Linked DNA regions of Homo sapiens: regions 1, 2 and 4 are each linked to region 3. A link is a contact called in ENCODE Hi-C data. All regions are on one chromosome and are shown on one strand. Each heading gives the region's core, a stretch centred on a gene start or an enhancer-like site at or near the end of the contact. The rest is flanking DNA. Distances are from core to core; before and after follow the strand shown. Region 1 overlaps RAP2A (RAP2A, member of RAS oncogene family). Region 2 overlaps MBNL2 (muscleblind like splicing regulator 2). Region 3 holds the start of UGGT2 (UDP-glucose glycoprotein glucosyltransferase 2). Region 4 holds the start of TGDS (TDP-glucose 4,6-dehydratase).

Region 1 (2,700 bases), core at 136-2,635, 1.4 Mb before region 3:
TTCTCAAAACAGTAAATAAAATATTGCAAACACAGTTCCACATATAACAGCATTTAATAACTGGTAAATGTAGATGAAAATGCAGTCAGTATCAGAGGACCTGTTTATTATATCACTAACTTGTCAGTGGCCTTTTCTAAAATCAAGTTTCTAAAGACACTAGAGAAATCCACATTAATATCCTCAGAAGATTTTTAAACTGAGTACGATGTTGAGAAAAATTATGTACATTTCAGAATACCAGACGGTGATAAATTTTGTCTCTCTGTTAAAATTTGGGACAGTAGAAAAGATTCTACACCCAGATTTGGAGGCTCTGCTTCCAGTTCTGCCAATGAGATCATTTCCTTTACATATCTGTATTTCATTTCTTTGATAGTAAAAAGGGAGTAAGAGTATCTGTTCCCACTTAACACAGGGTTGCTGTAAAGGGCAAATGAGATAATGCTGAAAAAAATGAAGTACTAGATAAAAGGAGGGTGCTTGCTTCTTTCCCCTCCTAACTCTAGTGATGTGGCCTTGAGAAGCCACAAAGGGTGAAGAAGGAGCCGGAGAAACTGATCAAAGGAGGTAAAGAACTCCTGAGGGCAAACCGAGTTGAGGGTGAAGCTGGAGGAAGAGACAGGCAAAAAAGATGGGAGTCAAAAACAACAAAGCAGCCACCAGACACTAACCAGGTGCTTCTCCAGAGTCCCTGTGCTGAACATCCATGGTGATGGGGGCCTAGGAAAGCAGAAAAGCAAGCATTCCCAAACAGCGGGCACTCGAGAGAATATACTGGCCCCTGTGGGAAAGGCATTCTAAGAAGGCTCTGGATTGGGGTGACAGAATAGGGTCCCATATGAAGGTAACATTTGGAGAAATCTGGATCCTCCTTAAGAAAGATGGGTGAGACGCTGAAGGGAAAGAAGCCAAGACCTGTGTTGACAGTAGATGACTGCACTGCATGAGGAAGCTGGTGTTGCTATCTGTTTTAGCAATATGGTGGGTTTAAAAAAAAAAGAAACCAAACAGACTAGGACTCCTGTCCCAGAAGGGGCTGCCTCTAGCTAGTACTGTGAATTTAGAAGATTAACCTAATCTTGGTTTCCTGAGTTTCTTGAAGTATAAAATGAGCTGGACTGGATAATTCCTAAGATACTCTGAAGTTAAAAATCACAACAGACATGGTGGGTCACACCCACAGTCAACACATATCATTGACTAGGTTAATTGCTGAGTGCTTAGCACTGTTCTAAGAATAACGTCCAACAGGCTGATCTTTAAGAGATATGAAAGTGTGCATCAGGAGTAAAGCCAAAAATGTTGGGGGAAATCTTATGAGATCTCATGGGGCCAAAACATAAGCAGGAGGTTTCACTTCTACAAGCGGAGCCACTACTGCCAGCATGCTCTGACTCAACAGCAGAACTCCAAAATGCACTCATGACCTAGGCAGTTCCATTTCACAGACAACGTTGTTCAAACACAAATATTTGGGATGGTTTTAACTACGTGAATACTGAAGGCTATACTGAAAACTGCCTGATGTGGCATAAATAGCTAGTAATGAACAATCGAACAATCAATACATCATGTACTTATCCATCCACTCAACACATATTTATATACTAAGTGCTAGCCACTATTCTAGACACTTACATCAATGGACAAAGCAAATAAAGCTCTGTAATTAGCAGAGGGCGCAGACATCAACAATAAACATAACAAGTCAATTCTGGGTTTACAATAAAAGTGTTAAGTGCAATGGAAAAAAAGATGTGGATCAGGTGGTGGGTGGGGAGCACAGGTGCCACAGTTTTAAATAAGATGATCCCAGGCCTTGTTGGGAAAGTGGCTGTGAACAAAGATGGGAAGGGTTTCTGGGAATCTGCTCCCTACCGTGCAGGTTCTAGGGGAAGAGCATTCTAAGCAGGACATGCCCTAGACAATGCCTGAGCCGGCGACAGCATGCCTGTCAGTGCAGGGACCAGCTGTGGGATCCATCTCTACAGCCTCCTGCAGGACTCTGGCAGTGGAGGAAATGCTCATTTGAAGCTAGACCTCAGGAATTCGGGTGCCAAAAGTGGCCTCAGAAAACAAATCTGGCACTTATGACAGACTGACTTAGAGGGCTGACTCTGTTATTTAGGAAGATGAGGTGCTTTGTTAGTGGGTGATGACAGTTACTTTCATGTTCTATTTTCATTATCAGTTTTGCAGGTTGCCTTCATTTTCCCCCTTTTCATCATTTCCCCCTTTTCATCATTTCTTCCTTACCCCCTTTTCATCATTTGGACATAAAGCTAAAGATGCAAAATTCTCAAACTGTTCAATGTATGTGTTATTGTTAACCTGATCATGAGTAAGATACCACCTTGCTTACATCTTAAACATCAGCAGATATCTCACCAACTTCAGCCCATCTTCCTTGAAATTTCCTTTAAGGGCATGACCAGCTCAGACGGTGACTGATGCAGGTCTAATAATTTTATTTCTGTGTGTAGTCTGTGGACAAACACTTTTTTATTGACAAGAATTTCCATAGTGTTGACTGTATTCATGAACCTGATTATAAATGTATAAATAAATAAAACTAGTTCTTTTAAGCAGCTCTGCTTAATGGACTGAATGAAACATCAGAAATACTGGCTGTAGCATCACTTAGCTGTAGAATGTTAATGGGCTTCTCACCGAGACAGCTTTTTAAAATATCAGTAA
Region 2 (2,700 bases), core at 122-2,621, 1.3 Mb before region 3:
TGAACAATATATATGACACATGGTCAAATATTTATTATGCTAAAATAATTTATCCTACAACTCCAAACTATTTCTTTATCTTGGCTTCTTTTCCTTTCTTAAAAAAGATCTCTAAGTGCCCAAAAGGCTAAACTTATCATATAGAATTTCACTGTAACAAATACTGCTATATTATACTTCAAACTTGTATTTTATTTTATTTTATTTTATTTTAAGACAGGGTGTCACTCTGTCACCCAGGCTAGAGTGCAGTGGCATGATCATGGCTCACTGCAGCCTCGACCTCCCCAGGCTCAGGCGATCCTCCCACCTCAGCCTCCCAAGTAGCTGGGACTACAGTGTATGGCACCCCGTGCCTGGCTAATTTTTTTCATATTTTTGTAGAGACCAGATTTTACCATGTTGCTCAGGCTGGTCTCCAACTCCTGGGCTCAAGTGATGCTCCTCCCTCGGCTTCCCAAAATGCTGGGATTACAAGCATGAGGCACTGCACTCAGTCCAAACTTGTTTTCTTATAAAAGGACTTTGTAATAAAAATTGGGTCAAAAATCACATAAACATAGTTCAAGGAGGCAGGACTTCAGACTTGAAAGAAACAGGTATCCAGCTTCCCTATTAAGAATGAGTGATTGAGAAGAGCTTTGGACCTAATAATGGAAAGATGCAAACAGTCTCACTCCCTTCTCCCATCCCACATTAAATAATAATCATCATCATCATCTTCCCAGCTAAGGAACTAATCCTTGCCTGTTCTTTGTTCTGTTTGTTTCGAAGCTGGGTTGGTTTTCCTTAGAGGACCGGTTGGCATTTTAGAGGTGGGAGTGAATTGCTGAAGAATCGTCCTCAGTTGATTGACACCTGCCTCTGCACTGCTGTTCGGCCTCCCCTCCCTCCCCCACTCTCTGCTCTCTCCTGCTCTGTCACAATGCTGAGGCCACAGTCAGCACTGTCACGGGGTTTAACTTTTATTCCTGCATTCCTGTCCACTCACGCCTCTCTTTGTAGGGATGAAATCTGCAGAGCTGGAATCGTGGATTCACTTGAATGTGGAAAGCAGCATGACTCAGCCCTCCCAGCCTGCAGAATGCGGGTTGGGACTGCCGTGATCCCCCAACACGATTTCCCCTAATTTCTTTTATCCCTTGTCATCTTTTATTAGCAGAGCTGATTTTATTTTTAAAAACCCATGAAACTAAAAACCAAACCAAAATTGTTCTTCTGTGAAGGGAGGGCATGCGCAATGAAGTATTCTTCCAGGCGAGGTGAGAGTTTCTGCTCACTCACCCTCACGCTGTCTCCTTGTGGCTAGGAGCACATGTTTGCAAGTTGGGAGGCTAGGGTCACGGATACAATCAGCTTGTGACCACAGAGTAGGAAATAGCAGCTGGCTGTCACTACGAAATAGTACATCCATGGTCTCACTGGCACATGCATTAAACCAACAGAGTTAAATGCTCCTCATCAGTTATATCCAGCCTTTGTGAGTTCAGCGGCACCCATGACTCTTCATTCCGGATGGTTTGGCTCTTAGGCCAGTATTGGAGCAGATTGTAAGGTGGGAACCAAGTGAGTTTGGCAGAACCTAAGACTGAGGTCAAATGATCATAAGAATTATTCAGACCTCAAATATGACACTTAGGCCTCAAATATGACTCTTTCTAAGAGGAGATTTTTTTCCTCCACACAGATGATAGGGTCTGAATGAACCGAATTAAAATATAGCCAGTTTTGAAGCACCCATGGGTGCGCGTCTACAATTTTTATGTGGCCATTCACAAACCACTGGATAGGTAATGCTGTACTAAAAGGAATTTAAGCCTGTCAGGTTAATTACACAATATTAGGTACGAAAACAAACAGTGCAACACAAAACATAGCTACATCATTATTTGCAGTAAATGTTAACTCTAAATAAGTGCAACCTGTCTGTAAATGCTTGCTATAAACTAATTAAAAAAATAAAATTTGATGGATAAACATGAAAAAAAAATTCTCACCGAGAATTTTTTTTTTAAATATCAGCACTCATTTAGAGTTTGGGATTTGTGAAAGAAAGCTTTAAAAGGAGCAAACCTGATTGGCTGTGGCTGTTGCTGCGAAGGGGACACTTGTTGCAGGAGTTGTTGCTGCAGAGACAGTGGCGGACGTAGCGCTGTGCATCATGGGTACTTTCAGGAGGGGAACCATGGGAGCAATGAACAGGAGGGTGTAGCATTATGGTAATAGAAGTGGTATTTTGGCATGGTGAATATCAGAGCAGCAAGCCATCATGGGTTAAACCAGCAGATGGCATGCAATCACAATGCAAAGCAAGGAAGCATGGGAGAGAAATAAAAAAGGGAAAATAGCTTATTACAAGTACAATTAAAGGAAGTTTTAAAACATAATCAGTGATTCCCAGAAAGGCCAAAGCAGATTACTTTGGTTGATGTATTTATAAACATTTTATTTCTAACAATAGATCCATTCCCAATTCAGTGTATACAGTGTATGCAATAATGGTTGTTTCTAAAATTGTGAAAGGTGATGTCCAGTGAAGTAAGAATATGTGATCATCACTTTTAATCATAAACTCTGAGACATCCAAGTCTCCATATGGAGACCTAATTTGGGATAGGATGTTCTTTGGAATTATGGTTAAATTGAATTTTTTTTTTCAATTTAGGACTGCTTATATGAAATGCAACTGCTGTGGGTTGT
Region 3 (2,700 bases), core at 120-2,619:
CCAGGTTGGAGGGCAGTGGCGCAATCACCGTTTTCTGCAGCCTCTACCTCCTCGGCTTAAGCTACCTTCCCGCCTCGACCTTCCAAAGTGCTGGGACTACAGGCGTGAGCCACCATGCTCAGGCTTATTGGCACTTTTCTGTGCACTTTTAAATGTAATCCTCTAAATCACTCTTCTCCACCTTTCCTGTGCATAGGAATCACCTGTGGTTCCCGTTAAATTGGAGATCTTGATTCATTAGGTCTGGGGCGGGGCCTGAGCTTCTGCATTTCCATTGAGCTCACAGCTGAAGCCTACCCTGGACCACACCTTCCAATGGAAAAGGCTCCAGTGTGATTTCTAGCCACTAGTATTATCTGCGAACTTGGGAGAAATAAAATGCAAGTTCTCGGCCCCCGCAAGGGCTCTACTGAATCCGAAACACTGTGGGGAGGCCCACCACTCTGCAGTGTTTTAACAAGCAAGTGGTTAAAGTTTGAGAGCCACCCGTAAGTCACGGGTTTCCTAACATGATTGGACACTGGAATCACCTGCGGATTTTTTTTTTTTTTTTTTTTTTGAGACGGAGTCTCGCTCTGTTGCCCAGGCTGGAGTGCAGTGGCGGGATCTCGGCTCACTGCAAGCTCCGCCTCCTGGGTTCACGCCATTCTCCTGCCTCAGCCTCCCAAGTAGCTGGGACTACAGGCGCCCGCCACTACGCCCGGCTAATTTTTTGTATTTTTAGTAGAGACGGGGTTTCACCGTTTTAGCCAGGATGGTCTCGATCTCCTGACCTCGTGATCCGCCCGCCTCGGCCTCCCAAAGTGCTGGGATTACAGGCGTGAGCCACCGCGCCCGGCCTGCGGATTTTAACTAATACTACTGATGCCGCATCTCACCCCCCCTCCCGAGATTCTCAGGTACGGGGCGTGGCCTTGGCGGCGGCCTTATAAAAGCTCTCCCAGGTGATTCCAACCTGTAGTAACACTTGAGAACTGCGTGAGGTGGGGACTTCAACTTTAACTGGACTTATTTTCCTCCTATGTAAAAGGTGGACAATATGCAAGTGGTCCTGACTTTGCTTCCAGATTTTGGCAACTCCAGAGCCCTAGTTCGGTCTGGAGAGCCAGCTTCCCGCCCCGTGTCCTAAGGCCTCTGTCCGAGAACCCAAAGTCCTGGGAATGGACCCGCGGGAGCGGACCCGCGGGAGCATCTGTGACGCCGCTCAGCAACCCGGCGCCGCCCCGGCGGCTCCGACGTGGCCCAGTGTCCGGCTGGCGTGGGCTCTCCAGGCCGCACCCACTAAACCGCGCCGGAGCGGGACACGCATGCGCCGGTCTGGACCCGGCACCCAGTAACGGACTCGAGCTCCTCCCACCGGAAGTGGGCAGCCGCGCAGCGGGAAGAGCCGGCCGAAGCGTGGCGGCCACAGACTGTGGGTACCGGGTCCGAGGGACTCGCGCTTTTCTCTCCGTGCCATGGCGCCAGCGAAAGCCACGAACGTGGTGCGGCTGCTACTAGGCTCCACAGCGCTGTGGCTTTCGCAGCTCGGCTCCGGGACGGTCGCCGCGTCCAAGTCGGTGACTGCCCACTTGGCCGCGAAGTGGCCCGAGACCCCGCTGCTGCTGGAGGCAAGGTGGGTGCGGGCCGGGCCCTCGTCCGGGCGGGTGTGGGCGCGCTGCCACCCTCAGCCGCGCTTTCTTCGTGCTCGCAGCGGGTGTCTGGCTCCCACCCGGGTTCTCCAGACGCCCCCGCTCTGGCCCTGAGCATCACCACCTCCTTCCTTCCCGACCCGGGGCGGCTTCTCGGTTCCCGTGCAGCACTCACTTGCAGTTCCTTTCCCCCTCAGTCTTACTTTACCTACGATTTTTAAAGCTTCCCTGCCCTGCTTTAATACGTTGGGATGTATTAGCATTTACGCGTGGCACTTAACGCAAGAGCTTCTACTGGGGTAGGCAGTTCTGTTCAGACAGTGCTTAAAGTACCTAGTTTCGTAATGATGACATCATACCATCAGCTCCTAGGCTTACTATGGGGAGGGCAGCTTCCTGCAAGGTAATATTTTTCCTGTATCTCTTCCAACGGAATTAGTTCATGACCTGTCATTTACTCTGCAGAACAAAACTTGTAGCTATTGCATTTTGCCCTTTAGTATTCTAGTTGAGTAAAATTAGAAAGTTCTTTCTCTTAGCAAAAATGAAGTTTTACACCAATGACTTAATGGCTGTTCACCACAGCAACAGTGTGTGTCCCTAAAAAGAGACTCCATGACTCCACATAAGTTCATGTATTTGATGCTAAAAGTTCTTTTTTTTTTTCATTTCTATAGTTTATTGGGGAACAGGTGGTGTTTGGTTACATGAGTAAGTTCTTTAGTGGTGATTTCTGAGATTTTGGTACACCCATCACCCCATCAGTATATACACTGCACCCAATTTGTAGTCTTTTATCCCTCACTCCCTTCTCAACCTTTCCCCCGAGTCCCCGAAGTCCATTGTGTCAATCTTATGCCTTTGCATCCTCATAGCTTAGTTCCCACATATCAGTGAGAACATACTATATTTGGTTTTCCATTTCTGACTTACTTCACTTAGAATAATAGTCTCTAATCTCATCCAGGTTGCTGTGAATGCCATTAATTGATTCCTTTTTATGGCTGAGTAGTGTTCCATCATATATATGCCACAGTTTATCCACTCGTTGATTGATGGGTATTTGGAT
Region 4 (2,700 bases), core at 108-2,607, 1.5 Mb after region 3:
TGTTGAGTGCTAGGAAGAAAAATAAAGAAGGATAAGATGATTCGGCAGGGTTGGGCAGAGCTCGCTATTTTAATTGTGGTGGTCAATAGGATGCCATTCAAGCTGAAAACGGAAGTAAGGGTAAAAACTAGGCAGACATCTGGGGAAAGACAATCAAGGTCCCGGGGAAGTAGCATGCCTGGCACATTGAATGAAGAGCAAGGAGGGTGGGGAGGCTGGGGCGGAGTGAGCAAAGGAGAGAATAGAATAAGACATCAGCGTAGGACCTAGGGAATATCTTTATCATGATTGCAAGCCTTCTGCGCTGTCTGTAATAATAATATTATTATTTTTTGAGACGGAGTTTTGCTGTTGTTGCCCAGGCTGGAGTGCGATGGTGCGGTCTCGGCTCACTGCAACCTCTGCCTTCCGGGTTCAAGCAATTCTCCTGCCTCGGCCTCCCAAGTAGCTGGGATTACAGGCGCCCGCCACCACGCCCGGCTAATTTTTGTATTTTTAGTAGAGACAGGGTTTCACCATGTTGGCCAAGCTGGTCTCGAATCCTGACCTCAGGTGATCCGCCCACCTCGGCCTCCCAAAGTCCTGGGATTACAGGCGTAAGCCACGGCGCCCGGCCTGAAATAATATTAACAACAGCAAAAGATCATTTTGCAGGCCAGGCACGGTGCTCACGCCTGTAATCCCAGGACCTTGGGAGGCTGAGGCGGGAGGTTGGCTAGATCCCAGGAGTTCGAGACCAGCCTGGACAACAGGGCGAAACCCATCTCTACCAAAAATTAGGCGGGCGTGGTGGCGCACGACTGTATTCCTAGCTACTCAGGAGGCTGAGGTGGGAGGATTGCTTGAGCCCCATTGGTCGACGCTGCAGTGAGCCGTGATCGCACCACTGCACTCCAGCCTGGGTAACAGAGGGAGACCCTGTCCCCGCCCCACTAAAAAAAAAAATCATTTTTAAATTGCAACCTCCCATCTCCATCTGCAACAACTCCCCGTTCTCAGCTCAACTGATAGGTAACCTCTAGAGATGGCTGTAGTACAAGAATGAAAAAAGGTACTCATTCATAAATCTGATCCATAGTGGTGGCATTTCCGGGAAAAACGTTCCATACCCCTACCATCCGGGCGACCCCAATTGCACCTGGCGGACCAGGCAAGGGCGGAAAGGAGCAGCGCCTGCGCGTGGTGAGCGCGGCCCCGCCCAGCCCGCTAGTGGGCGGGCAGAAACTGGCCACAGAGCAGTCTCCGGAAGCTGCCTCTGGCTGCTCTGTTAACGTGTCCCGCGAGCGAGGCGCGTCGCAAAAGGTCGCGGCGGAACTTCCCTGCGCTTTTCAGACCATACTCTTTACGGTACTAGGCACTGCTGAGCTGGGAGATGTCGGCGGCGTGTTGGGAGGAACCGTGGGGTCTTCCCGGCGGCTTTGCGAAGCGGGTCCTGGTGACCGGCGGTGCTGGTTTCATGTAGGTAATGGCGCCGCTAGCCAAGCAGTGGCTCCCCAGAAACCCCTACCTTTTCCCGCAGCTCTGCTTGCCCTAGGTAATTTGGGTCCAGCTTTGAGGGGTCCTTATTCTGATATGGGGAGGGTCCTAATGCACGACCTGGACCAGCTTTTCTCTCTCTGGCCTGCAAAGAAGTGGTTCCTTTGAAACTGACTTCTTTAAAACGCCTCTTCCAAAGCTGCGTTACTCTCCGCCCTTCTGTGGCCGGAGGTGCTCACCATGTCACTCCTTGAGTGCGTGCAAGTTACCCTAAGCTGCTCACCGACTGCTTCCCACCTCCAGCCTAGAGCACCCACACCCCACGATGGGCCCTGTACATATAGGCACCCCCAAAACGATTTAAGGACTATAATAGGACATCTATGTAATCAGCAAACTTTTACAAATCCACTGTTGACACCCTTTTCTTCCTCAGACCCACATTCGAGCAGCAAGTCCTCTCTACTTCCAAAGTATATCCTTACGGCGACCACTTCTCACCAGTTTCCCGTTTCCACCCTAGCCCATGTTTACTGTCATCTTTTGCCTCGACTGCTGCTGTAGCCTCTTGGTTGGCCATAACTGCGTCCACTCATGTTCCTTTAAAGCCTGTTGCTCACATACAAGTCAGTGTTTCTTAAGTCAATCAGATCATGGTAGAAGCAGGATTTTACTTCAGTGGTTCCTGCCACACTTAAGAATAAAGCCCAAACTCTACCATATCTAGAAAACTCAAGTGCCCAAGCCCTACTTTTGCAACCTGATCTGCTTTTCTGTACCTGCCATGCTTCCCCTCTTAGTTCTTGGAACACACCAAGATACACACTTCTGTCTTGAGGCCTTTGCACTTGCTTCCCCTTTCCTTAGGCTGTTTGCACCACTCAATTCTGGTTTTTATTCAGATAGCACCTCAGAGAGTTCTTACCTGACCACCATATCTAAAATAGCCCCTCTCCCAACTAGCACACTTAACCTCTACCTGAAATTATATTGCGGATTTGTGTCTGCTTGTTTATTGCTTGTATCCCCACTCTAAAATGCAAACTCGGTAAGGACAGAGACTACTGTTCATTCAGCACCTGGAAGAATGCCTGGCCCATTCTATATAAGTCTTTAGTAATTGTGGAATGGATGAATGCAAGAGTAATAAACAGGAAACTCTCCTATCCTCCCCTCAAGGAACTCAGTGGCTAGTGGAAGAAGTGGGAATGTGAGGATTCCTGT

What was found. A loop is a pair of places that touch in the nucleus more often than their neighbours do. Pooled maps may share reads with other maps.
Region 1: a pooled map shows a loop between it and region 3 (5-fold over the local background). The contact joins the enhancer-like site here to the promoter of UGGT2 in region 3. A Hi-C loop is called at or near these places in 2 of 50 pooled maps.
Region 2: a pooled map shows a loop between it and region 3 (2.3-fold over the local background). The contact joins the enhancer-like site here to the promoter of UGGT2 in region 3. A Hi-C loop is called at or near these places in 4 of 50 pooled maps.
Region 4: a pooled map shows a loop between it and region 3 (5-fold over the local background). The contact joins the promoter of TGDS here to the promoter of UGGT2 in region 3. A Hi-C loop is called at or near these places in 2 of 37 single-sample maps with no recorded cell type and 9 of 50 pooled maps.

Annotation. Positions count from the first base shown.
Region 1 is chr13:97,458,821-97,461,520 of GRCh38, reverse strand. All of the region lies in intron 1 of RAP2A (RAP2A, member of RAS oncogene family), which reads right to left. Among named protein-coding and RNA genes, the nearest start is that of RAP2A, 26 kb to the right of the region's middle. RefSeq lists enhancers at 1,141-1,250, 1,611-1,660. Within about 2 kb of position 1,385, at least 2 of the 41 ENCODE cell types and tissues checked have a DNase peak (open chromatin) inside an H3K27ac peak, as active enhancers do.
Region 2 is chr13:97,365,927-97,368,626 of GRCh38, reverse strand. All of the region lies in intron 8 of MBNL2 (muscleblind like splicing regulator 2), which reads right to left. Among named protein-coding and RNA genes, the nearest start is that of RAP2A, 67 kb to the left of the region's middle. Within about 2 kb of position 1,371, at least 6 of the 41 ENCODE cell types and tissues checked have a DNase peak (open chromatin) inside an H3K27ac peak, as active enhancers do.
Region 3 is chr13:96,052,070-96,054,769 of GRCh38, reverse strand. It overlaps UGGT2 (UDP-glucose glycoprotein glucosyltransferase 2), which reads left to right and starts at 1,369. Exons shown (of 39, transcript NM_020121.4): 1 at 1,369-1,615. The coding sequence starts at 1,458. RefSeq lists an enhancer at 1,108-1,607.
Region 4 is chr13:94,594,809-94,597,508 of GRCh38, reverse strand. It overlaps TGDS (TDP-glucose 4,6-dehydratase), which reads left to right and starts at 1,357. Exons shown (of 12, transcript NM_014305.4): 1 at 1,357-1,458. The coding sequence starts at 1,373. RefSeq lists an enhancer at 1,184-1,493.